Linked DNA regions of Homo sapiens: region 1 is linked to region 2. The links are chromatin contacts, found by POLR2A ChIA-PET in ENCODE. All regions are on one chromosome and are shown on one strand. Each heading gives the region's core, a stretch centred on a gene start or an enhancer-like site at or near the end of the contact. The rest is flanking DNA. Distances are from core to core; before and after follow the strand shown.

What was found. ChIA-PET counts read pairs that join two places held with the same protein, here RNA polymerase II (POLR2A).
Region 1: POLR2A ChIA-PET joins it to region 2 with 13 read pairs in CD8-positive, alpha-beta memory T cell. The contact joins two enhancer-like sites. POLR2A ChIA-PET finds 5 or more read pairs at or near these places in 2 of 52 experiments (CD8-positive, alpha-beta memory T cell and HEK293).

The regions. Positions count from the first base shown.
Region 1 is chr14:35,199,745-35,207,415 of GRCh38, reverse strand. The region is part of intron 5 of PRORP (protein only RNase P catalytic subunit); the gene reads right to left. All of the region lies in intron 5 of PRORP-PSMA6 (PRORP-PSMA6 readthrough), which reads right to left. Among named protein-coding and RNA genes, the nearest start is that of PRORP, 81 kb to the right of the region's middle. Within about 2 kb of position 3,160, at least 5 of the 41 ENCODE cell types and tissues checked have a DNase peak (open chromatin) inside an H3K27ac peak, as active enhancers do.
Region 2 is chr14:35,065,584-35,072,761 of GRCh38, reverse strand. The region is part of intron 2 of FAM177A1 (family with sequence similarity 177 member A1); the gene reads right to left. Among named protein-coding and RNA genes, the nearest start is that of FAM177A1, 23 kb to the right of the region's middle. Within about 2 kb of position 4,326, at least 2 of the 41 ENCODE cell types and tissues checked have a DNase peak (open chromatin) inside an H3K27ac peak, as active enhancers do.

The sequences.
Region 1 (7,671 bases), core at 1,911-4,410, 140 kb before region 2:
CAACAATGTATTTGTAGTAATATTGAAGAAGGTAATTTTTTGTGATTACAACAGTTCTTAACTTTCCTTGTCTGATTTCTGCCTTCAGGAAGTAAGCCTTTAATAAAGCAGAATTGTAAGGTCTTTTTATTTTACATTCAAGAACTGAATTTTGAGAGTAAAGAGTTAAAGCGTGTAGGCAATAACATTTCAGCATGTATCTCATGTACTGATATAAATATATGCATGTGCCCAGAGGGCTCCGGCATCGCCAGGTAAATGGCCTGACAGTATACATTTGTTTGGCATATTAGGCTGTTAGCCTTAAAGAAAAAAAAATAAAAGATACACAGCCACCTTGGGAAGAAAAATTTAAAAAGAGAGGCCTCCATGTGATATTAATAATCTTAAAAGCAGAAAAATGTAGGGGTTAAAATCACAACCCTGAATGTAATAAGTTCATTTGTTAAGATTTCAACACTGCTAAATTACAAAGAAATGATACATGCATAATCCCTACAGAGAAGAAAACTTCTAATCGTCCTTCTAAGTGAGCATTAGAACATGATGAATATTTCATATAAATTATGCATCTTAATATGGAAATGGAATGGACCTTGACAAAAAATCCAGTTTAGCCCCATGGTCTCAGGAACATAAAATCTTAGCACTCCCACCTTAGAAAGGAGATGATTAAGGCCCAGAGAGGCTCACTATCTTACCTATAGTCACCCAGTCAATAAATAGTGGTGGTGGGATGGTGTGCAGTTCTCCTGCCTTCTGCTATATGATGATGTTGCTAGTCTATAGACTTATGGTAGAGAAGAAGATGATTTCAGGTTAGAAGTGAACACAGGAATGATCTATCATCTCGAATTACAAAGTTTAAACCTGGGTCTGGTTGGTGGGAATATAAAGCTGTATGAAATAGCTATGGGTTTGAACAGAGTAGACCTGGCCAGTAATTAAAACAGAAGTCCCAGCCAGTAAACAGTGAACTACTACTGATAATTTCTGGGGATTAATGTTATCGTGATTATCTTCCTCCAAACTCTAAAGCCTGGCCACATTCTCACCATGGGAAGAAGGAAGCAGAATAACAGTGTCCTCCACCTCACTCAGGGAATTCGCTAACAGCATTCCCTCACTCCTCTCCCAGCTAATGACCTCAAGGATTCAGGGATATGAAAAACAAACCTTCTTCACCAGAAAGACTAGAGGATCAAAAGGGACAATGTCCGTCATAAGCAGCACTCTATCACAAGTCACGTTTGGTGCAAAAACACAGACTAAAAGGAGTCACCAAACATTCTGCAAGTCTGAAAATGCACTTCAAGTCAAATATTCATTCAACATTTTTTTTTGTACCTATGACATGCCAAACACCATGCTGGATGTTGCGATTTCTAAAACAAATAACAGACCCTGTTGTCAAGGAGCTGAGATCACTGCAATGGTGTGACTGGTGGTATGACAGAGATTATAGTAAGCTTCTTAGAGAGAACATAGGAGGGGTCAAGTGCACAGACTGAAGAGGACTTGGTGGCAGGGGTAGCATGGAGATTAGGGAAGACTTCCTGGAGAGGAACCCCCAAGTTGAGACCTGAAGGGTGAGAAGAAATTAGCCACGTTTTCATCCCTGAGAGGTGTGAGAAAAAACAAACAAACAAAAAACTGTGTGTATGAAGCCACCATGGTGATAGTGCAAACTTTCTACTTCAAAAACATATAAATATCTAATTAAAACAAACAAAAACCACTAATAACTTTTCTTTCACTTCTGAAACTGCTTTTCTCTGTTAATAGAGCAGATATCACTGGGTATGGTGGGTCATGCCTTTAATCTCAACACTATGGAAGGCCAAGGTGGGAGGATTGCTTGAGCCCAGGAGTTCGAGACCAGCCTGGGTAACATAGCGAGACCTTGTCTCTATATTTAAAACTGTAGGCCAGGCATGGTGCCTCACGCCTGTAATCCCAGCAATTTGGGAGGCCGAGGTGGACAGATTGCCTGAGGTCAGGAGTTCGAGACCAGTCTGGCCAACATGGTGAAACCTCATCTCTACTAAAAAATAAAATACAAAAAAATTATCTAAGCATGGTGGCATTAGCCTGTAATCCCAGCTACTCAGGAGGCTGAGGCAGGGGAACTGCTTGAACCAGGGAGGTGGAGGTTGCAGAGGGCCGAGATCATGCCACTGTACTCCAGCCTGTGCAACAGAGCGAGACTCCATCTCAAAACAACAACAACAAAAACTGCATATTTTTTTAAAAAATAGAGCAGATGTTGAAGAATGTTGACAAAGCCCATAAAGAGAGAAAATAATAGTATCATTAAGCTCAGGTTCTGGCATAGAAAATCCGGGTTTGCATCCCAATTCTGACATTTACTAGCTCTGAATTTATCATGGGTGATTTATCATTGACTTCTCTAACCCTCAGTTTTTACATTTGTAAAATAAAAATAATACCTTATTAGACTGTTGAGAGGATTAAATGAAATAATGTGTATAAAGTACTCAAAACAGTTGCTGGTACACGTGAAATTCTTAATAAATGTTAGTGAAAAACAAAAAAAGCAAAAGATGTTGGGGCCATTATGAATAAGTCAACTGGAAATACCATAAAGGCTTAATATTTCTGAACAACTGGACAGAAAGACTAGTCTGAACTACAAGAAAATCTGAGAAATCTAAGAAATGTTACTTGCAGTTCTTGTACATAGAGTTACCGGTACAATGAACACGTTGCTGATATTGTCTTCTGCTACAGATATTTATCTTTTTTTTTCTTATTTCCCCCAAGAGACTATAAAACTCTTAAGGATAAAGACTATGTTTCTTTCACCTTTGTACTTCTGAAACACCCAGTACAGGGCCTTAAAACAAGGAGGCCCTCAAAAAATATTTGATGAATAAAATGATTAGGATGTTCAGATCAATGTAGTTGTGGTCACTGAAGACAGGCTAAATAAATTTGGTAACTTTGTAGCATAGCAATATCTTAAAATGTATACATTAAAATCATAAAGTAACTAGAATGTGATTCATTAAAGAAACTGAACAGTATTCTTAAGTGGTAACTTTGTGACTAGGGAGGCAGGAGTCTTGACACATAAAATTAAATGTTAGGTTTTGTGGTCTCATTGACCTATTTTCTTTCTCAAGCAGAATTTTTTTTTCTCATTTCTTTCTTAAATATTTTCCCAACACTACTTTCCAGTAACATGACCATGTGACATGAGTATCACCTCTGACAACGGTTTAAAGTGGAAGAAAAAAAATTAAAGGAGAAAGGTAAATAAGCAGAGTATTACCTAAGAATACAAAGTGTTCCTCCACAGGAAGTTTTTTGTGGTTGCCAGATTAAAGGAGGTAACAGATACCATATGTGAAATACAAAGCTCAAGATAACTATACAATATGTACATACTTAGTGGTTCAGAATTTAATGAACCAATCCAATAAATAACCTTAGGATGTTCTTGCTTTATCTTCAAAGGAGAATTTTTGTTGTCATTGCCTCAATGCAATAATAAAATGATTGGTTCTATCAAAAGAATATCTTTTTTTTCGAGATGGAGTCTCGCTGTCGCCCAGGCTGGAGTGCAGTGGCGTGATCTCAGCTCACTGCAGGCTCCGCCCCCTGGGGTTCATGCCATTCACCTGCCTCAGCTTCCCGAGTAGCTGGGACTACAGGCGCCTGCCACCTTGCCCGGCTCATTTTTTGTATTTTTAGTAGAGACGGGGTTTCACTGTGTTAGCCAGGATGGTCTCGATCTCCTGACCTTGTGATCCGCCCGCCTCGGCCTCCCAAAGTGCTGGGATTACAGGCATGAGCCACTGCGCCCAGCCTCAAAAGAATATCTTTAGACTAAAATCTGGATTTTTAATTTAATTTTAATTTTTTTGAGACAGGGTATCACTCTGTCGTGCAGGCTGCAGTGTAGTGGTGTGATCTTGGCTCACTGCAGCCTCCACTTCCTGGGGTCAAGTGATCCTCCCACCCCAGCCTCCCAAGTAGCTGGGAATACAGAAGCCCACCACCACACCGGCTAATTTTTCCATTTTTTGTAGAGATGGGGTTTCGCCATGTTGCCCAGGCTGGCCTCAAACTCTTCAAATGCTAAAGTGATCATTGCAATTAAATAAAAACAATTGAGCTGAAGTGCCAATTTCATTAGTACAGCTGAACTAGTGAAAAACAGGTACAGCCAAACAAAATTAATGCAAAATAATCAAAACTTTTGAGTGCATCAAGTATGGAAAAAAGTTCTCAAGTTCTAAAGTATTTCAAACCACAGAAAGGGTAAGTTCTTTTCTTTGCATTTCCAGTAACTTTAAAAATAAACCTTTATTATTTTCCAGATTATTTTAAAAAAACCTTCTTATTAAAAAAATTTAACACTACACAAATACATAATATCAAAAACCAACATTTTATTTAAACTTCTCCTTTGGAGGTAACTGGTGCTATCAATTGAGTTTTAACAACCACTTTTCAGGCCAAGTGCCCTGGCTCACACCTGTAATCCCAGCACTTTGGGAGGCTAAGGTGAGGGGATTGCTTGAGGCCAGGAGTTCAAGACCAGCCTGGGCAACATGGCAAGTCTCCATCTCTACAAAAAAATTTTTTTTTAATTAGCCAGGTGTGGCGGCACATGCCTGTTGTCCTAGCTACTCAGGAGGCTGAGGCGGAAGGACTGCTTGAGTCCAGGAGTTCAAGGCTGCAGTGAGCTATAATCCTGCCACTATACTCCAGCCTGGGTGATAGAAGGAGGCCCTGTCTCTAAAAAATAAAAAAACCAAACTAACCAACTAAACAAAAAACCACCTTTTGATCGCATGAGACAGTAATAGGAGAGCTGCTCTAAATAAGTTTATACTAATTGCTTAAACTTCTCCTTTTATCTGTGCCCTTCCTACTCCACTGCTAAGGAAACACAAAAACAAAAATCAAAAATACATGCTAATCCTCCAAAAAGACAACCCACAAATAAGATTAACCCCTGAAAAAAAATCATAAGGTGACTGGGCAAAATTGTGACACCAAGTGGCAGAAACACATTTCCTTTAGTTGCCCTCAATAATAAAAAACAGGAACAGCATTTTTCTTTCAAAGATGATTGGAAGAACCTACCTAATTATCATGTTTTTTAGCTTTTAAAAAATAATTTTGTGAGGCCAGGCGTGGTGGCTCATGCCTGTAATCTCAGCACTTGGGAGGCTGAGGCGAGCGGATCACGAGGTCAGGAGATCGAGACCATGGTGAAACCCCGTCTCTACTAAAAATACAAAAAGTTAGCCGGGCGTGGTGGCGGGCGCCTGTAGTCCCAGCTACTCGGGAGGCTGAGGCAGGAGAATGGCGTGAACCTGGGAGGTGGAGCTTGCAGTGAGCCGAGATCACACCACTGCACTCCAGCCTGGGTGACAGGTCGAGACTCTGTCTCAAAAAAAAAAAAAAATAATAATAATTTTGTGGCGGGGCACGGTGACTCATGCCTGTAATCCCAGCACCTTGGGAGGCCCAAGTGGGCAGATCATCTGAGGTCAGGAGTTTGAGACCAGCCTAACCAACACAGTGAAACCCCATCTCTACTAAAAATACAAAAATTAGCCAGATGTGGTGGTGCACACCTGCAATCCCAGCTATTCAGGAGGCTGAGGCATGAGAATCACTTAAACTGGGAGGCGGAGGTTGCAGTGAGCCAAGATCGCACCACTGCAAGATCGCACCACTGCACTCCAGCCTGGGTGATAAGAGTGAGACTCAGTCTCTAAATAAATAAATAAATAAATAAATAAAATTTTGTATACAATGAGGCATTTTGTAGTGCCAGAGAGTAAGGAAGTACTAAAAAAAAATAATAAAGAAACAAAAAACACCTACAGCAACAAAAAGCTTGCAATGGCCAAAGGTAGAACACTGTGAGCAGCAAAATAAGCAGTATTAGATTATAACCCAAAGTACTAAAAATAAATATCCATGAGTCCATACTACCATAAATAAATAAGTAAATAAGGTAGAACAGACAATTTCATGGGGAGAATTCCAAATAATTTACGTAAATACTCTGCCCTCAAGGAAGTGAAACATAACTCCTCCCGCCAGCTCTTTAACTGAGGGCTGCACATAGTGACTTCCTTCTGAAGAGTACAGTATGGCAAGGGGAAAAAAAAGAGTAACTTTACAGTTGAGAAAGCTGACAAAACTTCCTTAGCCAGGTGATCAAGGTTAACATCAACAGTGATAAGTCATGTTGATACTATCTACTTTTGATATGGTATGACGAGAATGGCATTTTGCCTCTGTGGTCTTCCTACCCAAAACCCACAACTGCAGTCTAATTATGAAAAACACAACATAAAAATCCCAATTGAGGGACATTCTACAAAATATTTGACCATTATTCTCAAAATTGTCAATTTCTTCATCAAAACTGAAGAAAAGTCTGAGTGACTGTCATAGGAACAAGAAGCCTAAAAAAACAAAATGATTAAATGTAATATGGTATCCTGGATGGGATTCCAGAAGAGAACAAGGACAATAAGCAAATCTAAATAAAGTATGGACTTTAGTTAATAGCAATATATCAATATTGGTTCACTAATTTTGACAAATGTACCATACTAATATCTTAGTGATAGAAAAAACTGGGTGTGGGGTATATGAGAACTCTACTAATCTTTGAAACTTTTCTATAAATTTATAACTTTTCTAAAATAAAAGTCTTATTGTAAAAAAACTTTAAAATCTACTATATATATAACATATATATAATTTTCTCAGATGGGATAAGTAAATATCATAAAAGTCAATTATTCCTGAAGAATTATTTTATTAATAAAAATAATATAACACTAATTTTAAAATAGTTTAAATGAGATATAAGAAATGGAGATGCTAAAACAAAATACTGGAGAGTAATTAAGAATTTTGCATACTTAGGCCGGGCGCGGTGGCTCACACCTGTAATCCCAGCACTTGGGGAGGCCAAGGTGGGCAGATCACGAGGTCAGGAGTTCAAGACCAGCCTGGCCAAGATAGTAAAACCCTGCCTCTACTAAAAATACAAAAATTAGCTGGGCGTGGTGGTGGGTGCCTGTAATGCCAGCTACTCGGGAGGCTGAGGCAGAGAATTGCTTGAACCCGGGAGGTGGAGGTTGCAGTGAGCCAAGATCGTGCCACAGCACTCTAGCCTGGGCAACAGAGTGAGACTCTGTCTCAAAAGAAAAAAACAAACAAACAAACAAAAAATTTTGCATACTTAATATTTTCACAATCATGGAATTGTCGTGGCTTTTGGGATTTTCACCTTCAAGTTCTTTTGGTAAAATATTAATACTGTTAAAATACTGTATTTTTATCTTGCAGGATTATTTTGGTTCATTTGAAGACGAATGGCTGTTTCCATTTATCCTCCAAGCTTAAACCCAATAAGATTACCTGTTATCTCTTTCCTCAACAGATGAGAAAATTTTCAGGGGGTTTTCCTGATATAACAGAGGCTTTCATAACATAACATGGAGAAAGAGAGACCTATTATAATTGGAAAGTTTCCATTTCAATTAATTCTGTAACTTTACATGCATAAGCAATTTCTACTTATTTATAGTCTAGGTAAGACTGACTAAACTAAATGATGTCAGGTTGACTTTGCAAGCTTCTTTTTTCACATTAAAGAAATACTAC
Region 2 (7,178 bases), core at 3,077-5,576:
GATAGAGATGAGTGCCTCCAAACCACTGCCAGATAATGAAGAAGATGTAAAAGCAGCAGTGCCAGAAAAGAAACTGACATTAGACAATCTGGCAGAAGGGCTCCGATTTTTCAAGACTACTTGACTTCTTTTACAACATGGACCCTTCTATACAGGCAATGAAACTAAAGCAAATGGTGGGAAAAGAACTGTTACCACCTAAAACAATTTTTAGAGAAATAAAAAAGTAAAACAGTCAGACAGAAATTACTACGTATTTCCATGAAGTCACAGCAAGTACGCCTTTCTCTCTTGCCTCCCCTTCCACCTCCTGCCATGCCTAACACAGCAAGACCAACCCCTCCTCTTCCTCCTCAGCCTACTCAATGTGAAGACAATGAGGAAGAAGACTTATGATGATGATCCACTTCCCACTTAATGAATAGTAAATATATTTTCTCTTCCTTATAATTTTCTTAACCCTTTTTCCTTTCCTTTCCCCTTTCCTTTCTTTTATCTTTTCTTTGTCACCCAGGCTGGAGTGCAATGTTGCGATCTCGGCTCACTGCAACCTCCGCCTCCCAGGTTCAAGTGATTCTCCTGCCTCAGACTCCCGAGTAGCTGGGACTACAGGTGCCCAACACCACATCCGGCTAATTTTTGTATTTTTAGTAGAGATGGGGTTTCACTATATTGGCCAGGCTGGTCTCAAACTCCTGACCTTGTGATCTGCCCACCTCAGCCTCCCAAAGTGCTGGGATTACAGGCATGAGCCACCACGCCTAGCCAACATTTTCTTTTCTATAGCTTACTTTATTGTAAGAATAGAGCATATAATACATATAACATAAGAAATATGTGTTAATTGACTTTATGCTCTAGGTAAGGCTTCCAGTCAACACTAGGCTATTAGCAATTTAGTTTGGGGGGAATAAAAAGTTATAGGCAGATTTTCAACTGTGCAGGGTAGTTGGGGGGTCACACCCCTAAACTTCACATTGTTCAAGGTTCAACTGTAAATATGTTTCTCAGTGGACCAATTCTCCTGGGGTTGTTTCTGGCGAGAATAATTGATAATATCCAAGCTATGACTACCAAAGAATCAAATCTGCTCCAGAGCTGAAAAACAGGTTAATAATTCCTGAATAACATTTATCATCATCCCACACAACTATACAGAATGAATATATAGGGCCCTTTGTTTGAACATTGACTTGATTGAATCAAAAAAAAGAAGTAGCTAGAGTCTATGCCAGAATTCCACCACCTAGACTATCCCAGTAATAGCAAAACTGGGACAAGATCTTGTGTCTTCAAGACTTCTTGTATATAGTGCTAAAACTCAAAATGATTCATTTTTCCTCCAAAAATATAAGTATCTCTTCCTTCCCTATTAAGACCTACTACCTTTTCTTATTAAAACAATTTATTTTCAGATTATAAAAGTCATATTTATTTGTTGTAGAACACTTAGAAAATGGAGGTCGGCCGGGTGCAGTGGCTCACGCCTGTAATCCCAGCACTTTGGGAGGCCGAGGAGGGTGGATCACGAGGTCAAGAGATCGAGACCATCCTGGCTAACACGGTGAAACCCTGTCTCTAAAAAAAAATACAAAAAATCAGCCGGGCGTGGTGGCAGGTGCCTGTAGTCCCAGCTACTCAGGAGGCTGAGGCAGAAGAATGGCGTGAACCTGGGAGGCGGAGCTTGCAGTGAGCTGAGATCGCACCACTGCACTCCAGCATGGGCAACAGAGCAAGACTCCGTCTCAAAAAAAAAAAGAAAGAAAGAAAGAAAGAAAATGGAGGTCAATATAAGAAAAATGTAATTCACCCATTTTCCACCACCTAGAAATAATTATCCAAATATCAGGGTACCTTTCCAGTCTTTTCCTGAGCATACACTTATTTTTACAACATTGTTGTCCCTTACATATTTTCTCTATCCTATTTTTCCACATGTATTATATCATATTAATATAATTATAATATTAAGCCTATTTACTTAATCTGCTTAAATTCCTAAAGGTGGAATTAACTAGGCCAAAAATATAATCATTTAGGAAGCTCTTCATTCACATTGCAAAACTTCACACTAGAAAATTTGCCTATAAATATGCAGTAGCAATGTATGTGATTGTCCATTAACTTGTAGCTCCGCCGGGTGTGGTGGCTCACGCCTGTAATCCCAGCACTTTGGGAGGCCAAGGTGGGCAGATAACAAGGTCAGGAGTTCGAGACCAGCCTGACCAACATGGTGAAACCCTGTCTCTACCAAAAATACAAAAATTAGCCAGGTGTGGTAGCATGCACCTGTAGTCCCAGCTACTTGGGAAGCTGAGGCAGGAGAATTGCTTGAATCCGGGAGGCTGAGGTTGCAGCGAGGCGAGATCATGCCACTGCACTCCAGCCTGGACGACAGAGCGAGACTCCGACGCAAAGAAAAAAAAAATATTGTTATAGGCCGGACACGGTGGCTCATGCCTGTAATCCCAGCACTTTCGGAGGCTGAGGCGGGTGGATCACGAGGTCAGGAGATCGAGATCATCCTGGCCAACATGTACCTTAAGGTACATCTAAGGTAAAATTGAAGTGAGTTACTATAAGATTATAAAAAGATCTAGGTCTTCACTTCTTTTTTTTTTTTTTTTTTTTTTTTTTTTTTTTTTTTGAGACAGAGTCTCACTCTGTCGCCCAGGCTGGAGTGCAGTGGTGCAATCTTGGCTCACTGCAACCTCCACCTCCCAGGTTCAAGCAATTCTCTGCCTTAGCCTCCCGAGTAGCTGGGATTTCAGGCGCCCACCACCACGCCCACCTAATTTTTGTATTTTTAGTAGAGACGGGGTTTCACCATCTTGGCAAGGCTGATCTTGAACTCCTGACTTCGTGATCTATCCGCCTCGGCCTCCCCAAATGCTGGGATTACAGGTGTGAGCCACCACGTCTAGCATAGGTCTCCACTTCTTATGCTCTATTAGTATCATATGCCAGGAGTATTAATCTTAAATCTTTATCTTAAATGTCAGGGTTTTAAAAATTGAGTCTGTTTTACAAATGTACTATGGAAATACAGGACCTTTTCAAAATTCCTTTGTCTTATCATATTTATGATGTATTAAGAGGAAACAGAAAATTGAAAGTCTGCTCTTAACATTAAGTGAAGCCAGGTTTATCTTCAGTTGTTAAAAAGTACTCCAATGGGGCCAGGCACGGTGGCTCATGCCTGTAATCCCAGCACTTTGGGAGGCCGAGGCAGGCAGATCACCTCAGGTTGGGAGTTCGAGACCAGCCTGACCAACATGGCAAAACCCCGTCTCTACTAAAAATACAAAATTAGCCGGGCATGGTGGCACATGCCTGTAATCCCAGCTACTTGGGAGGCTGAGGCAGGAGAATCGCTTGAACCCGGGAGGCAGAGGTTATGGTGAGCCGAGATTGCGCCATTGCACTCCAGCCTCGGCAATAAGAGTGAAACTCTGTCTCAAAAAAAAAAAAAAAAACCTACTCCAATGGATAAGCATTGGCTGTTGTATTGGTCTATGGCAGGAAACCCAACGATACATTCAAACTGGCTGGTAATGGTGAGATTTAGCTATACACATTTAAAAAAATTTTTTTAATTGGCTAATAGGGTATTATCTACAAAGATGCGGACAAGGTTTCCAACAATGAACAGAATAGTACCCCAGAGCTAATAGCACTGAGAAAACCATTAATATCCCTGCTGTTGTTTAAATGTGTCCCCTAAAAAACGTGTGTTGGAAACAATATAACAGTGTTGGGAGCTGGGACTGAACGAGCAGTGATTATGCCATGACAGCTCCAGCATCATGAATGGATTAATGCCATTATTATGGAAGTGGGTTTGTTATAAAATCATGAGCTCTGGCCCCTTCTCTCTCTGTCTCTCTCTCACCCTCTTGCCTTCTGCTACATTCAATGATGCAGCAAGAAGGCCCTTGCCAGATGCCAGTTGCTCAATCTTGGACTTCCCAGCCTCCACAACTGTAAGCCAATGAAGTTCTGTTCTTTATTAATTACCCAGTCTGTGGTATTCCATTATAGCAGCACAAAATGGGCTATCACAAACCCAATATCTGAAGGGGTAAAAAGAGAGAGCAGTTACTGGGAACCCCGGGAGAATACCCAAATGGAGAAGGCTTCCCAATAGTAGCTGTGGCCTTAGTAGAAAATCCAGTTACCCATGGCATATAATAAGGAAGGAATCCCAGAATCAGAATGGTGAAGAGTAAATAACACAACCTCATTTTATTCCCTGCCCTCTAATTTCCTGCCGGTGGTTCACATTGGCTAAACTCAATAAAAAGCCAGAGGACAAAGGACTCTACTAATACAGTGCATACATGCCAAAGTACAATGCAGCATGCAGACGAGTAGAGAGTAAATCTACAGGAGCAAACAGAAACTTCACATGATGCCTAGTCCACAAACACAAGAAAGGATATGGTGATTAGAAGTAGTTTTATGGTTACCTGCTATCAAAATGCTCTAACATTAAGATACCAATCATCTGTTAACATACTCCACCATGTAAAAGATTTTCTACTTACACAATAAAAAACCTATTTACTGCCACCGATGGAGATTCTGAAATACATATTGGAAAAATTATCCATGTAAAACTACTAGAAGAAAACATAAGGGAAAACTACATAACATTGGTCTGGGCAATACTTTTTTGGATTTGACCCCAAAAGCTCAGGCAACAAAACCAAAACCAGACTAATGGGATTACATCAAAATAAAAAGCTTCTGCACAGTAAAAGAAACAATCAACACAGTGAAGTGACAACCCATGGATTGGGAGAAAATACTTGCAAGCCATACATTTGATAAGGGGTTAATATCCAAAATATGTAAAGAACTTAAACAACTCAAAAGCAAAAAAACAACCTAATTAAAAACTAGGCTAAGGACCTGAACAGATACTTCTCAAGAGAAGGCATATGAATAGTCAACAGATATATGAAAAAATGTTCAACATCACTAATCATTAAGGAAAGGCAAATTAAAATCACAATGAGATATCACCACATACCTGTCAAAATGGATATTATCAAAAAGATAAAAGATAACAAATGTTGGCAAGGATGTAGAGAAAAGGGAACCCAGGTGCACTTGGTGGGAATGCAAATCAGTACAGCCATTTTGGAAAACAGGATGGAGGTTCCTCAAAAAATTAAAAACAGAATTACTATATAATCCAGCAATTCAATTTCTGAATATATATTGAAAGGAACTGGAATCAGTATATCAAAGAGATATCTGCACTCCCATGTTTATTACATCATTATTCACAATGGCCACATTATGGAACCAACCTAGGTGTCCATATCAGATGAATGGATAAAGAAAATGTGACATATATACAAAATGAAATACAATTCAGCCTTTAAAAATAGGGAATTCTGTCATTTGTGCAACGTGGATGAACCTGGAGGACATTATGCTACTGAAATAACCCAGGCACAGAAAGGCATAATGCCACGTTTTCACTTTTATGTGGAATCCAAAACTGAACTCATAGAAACAGAGAGCACAATGGTGGTTACCAGAGGCTGGGGGTTAAGGGGAAATGGGGAGATGTTGGTCAAAGAGCTCAATGTTACAGTTAGGAAGAATAAATGGTAAGTACTTGAGGCAATAAATATGTTTAATAAAAACAGAAAATTGGGCTGGGCATGGTAGCTCACACCTGTAATCCCAGAACTTCGGGAGGCCAGGGTGGGCAGATCACCTGAGGTTGGGAGTTTGAGACTAGCCTGACCAACATGGAGAAACCCCGTCCCTATAAAAATACATAATTAGCCAGGCGTGGTGGCGCATGCCTGTAATCCCAGCTACAAGGGAGGCTGAGATAGGAGAATCGCTTTAACCCAGGAGGCAGAGGTTGCGGTGAGCTGAGATTGTGCCATTGCGCTCCAGCTTGGGCAAGAGCAAAACTCCGTCTCAAAAAAAAAAGATTCAAGATTCAAAAGCCTCTATTATGTATACATTCCATTAACTATAACAATGGCATTTAAATATATACATCAAGTTGGCATCAAGATGCTCTTTTATGGCCAGGCGCGGTGGCTCACGCCTGTAATCCCAGCACTTTGGGAGGCTGAGGCGGGCAGATCACTTGAGGTCAGGAGTTTGAGACCAGCCTAGCCATCATGGTGAAACCTCGTCTCTACTAAAAATACAAAAATTAGCCAGGAGTGGTAGCGCACACCTGTAATCCCAGCTACAAGGGAGACTGAGGCAGGAGAATTGCTTGATCCCAAGGGCAGAGGTTGCAGTGAGCCGAGATTACGCCACTGCACTCCAGCCTGGGCAACAGAGTGACACTCTGTCTCAAAAAAAAAAAAAAAAAGATGCTCTTTTACTACTTTAAACAACACAAGAAAAATGGATTTGAGGCCAGGAACTCATGCTTGTAATCCCAGCACTTTGGGAGGCCAAAATAGGAGGATCATTTGAGCCGAGGAGTCCAAGACCAGCCTGGGCAACATAATGAGACCTTATCTCTACAAAAAATTTTAAAAATTAGACAGGTGTGGTGGCCTATATCTGTAGTCCCAGCTACTTAGGAGGCTGAGGTGGAAAGATCGTTTGAGCCCAGGAGGTCAAGGCTACAGTGAGCCATCATCATGCCACTTTACTACAGCCTGGGCAACAGAGGAAGACCTTGTCTCAAAAAGAAAAAAATTTAAAAAAAAGGATTAGAATTCCTACGATTTTCATATTATCAGACAATGGCTTTAATACTTTGTTTCTAGGCAGGGTGCAGTGGCTCACACCTGTAATCTCAGCACTTTGGGAGGCCAAGGTGGGTGGATTACGAGGTCAGGAGTCTGGCCAACTCCTGTTGACCAGTCTGGCCAAGATGGTGAAATCCTGTCTCTACTAAAAACACAAAAATTAGCTGGGCATGGTGGCAGGTACCTGTAATCCCAGCTACTCGGGAAGCTGAGACAGGAGAATCATTTGACCCTGGGAGGTGGAGGTTGCAGTGAGCCGAGGTCGTACCACTGCACTCCAGCCTGAGCGACAGGGTGACTGTCTCAAAAAAAAAAAAAAAAATTGCTTCTTATACCTTTTAAAACAAAGTCTACATTAATGAAAAACAAAATTAACAGCCATCTATTGCTGGTGGAAGTTGAAGGAAATGCATAGCAGGTAACACATTTTTATTT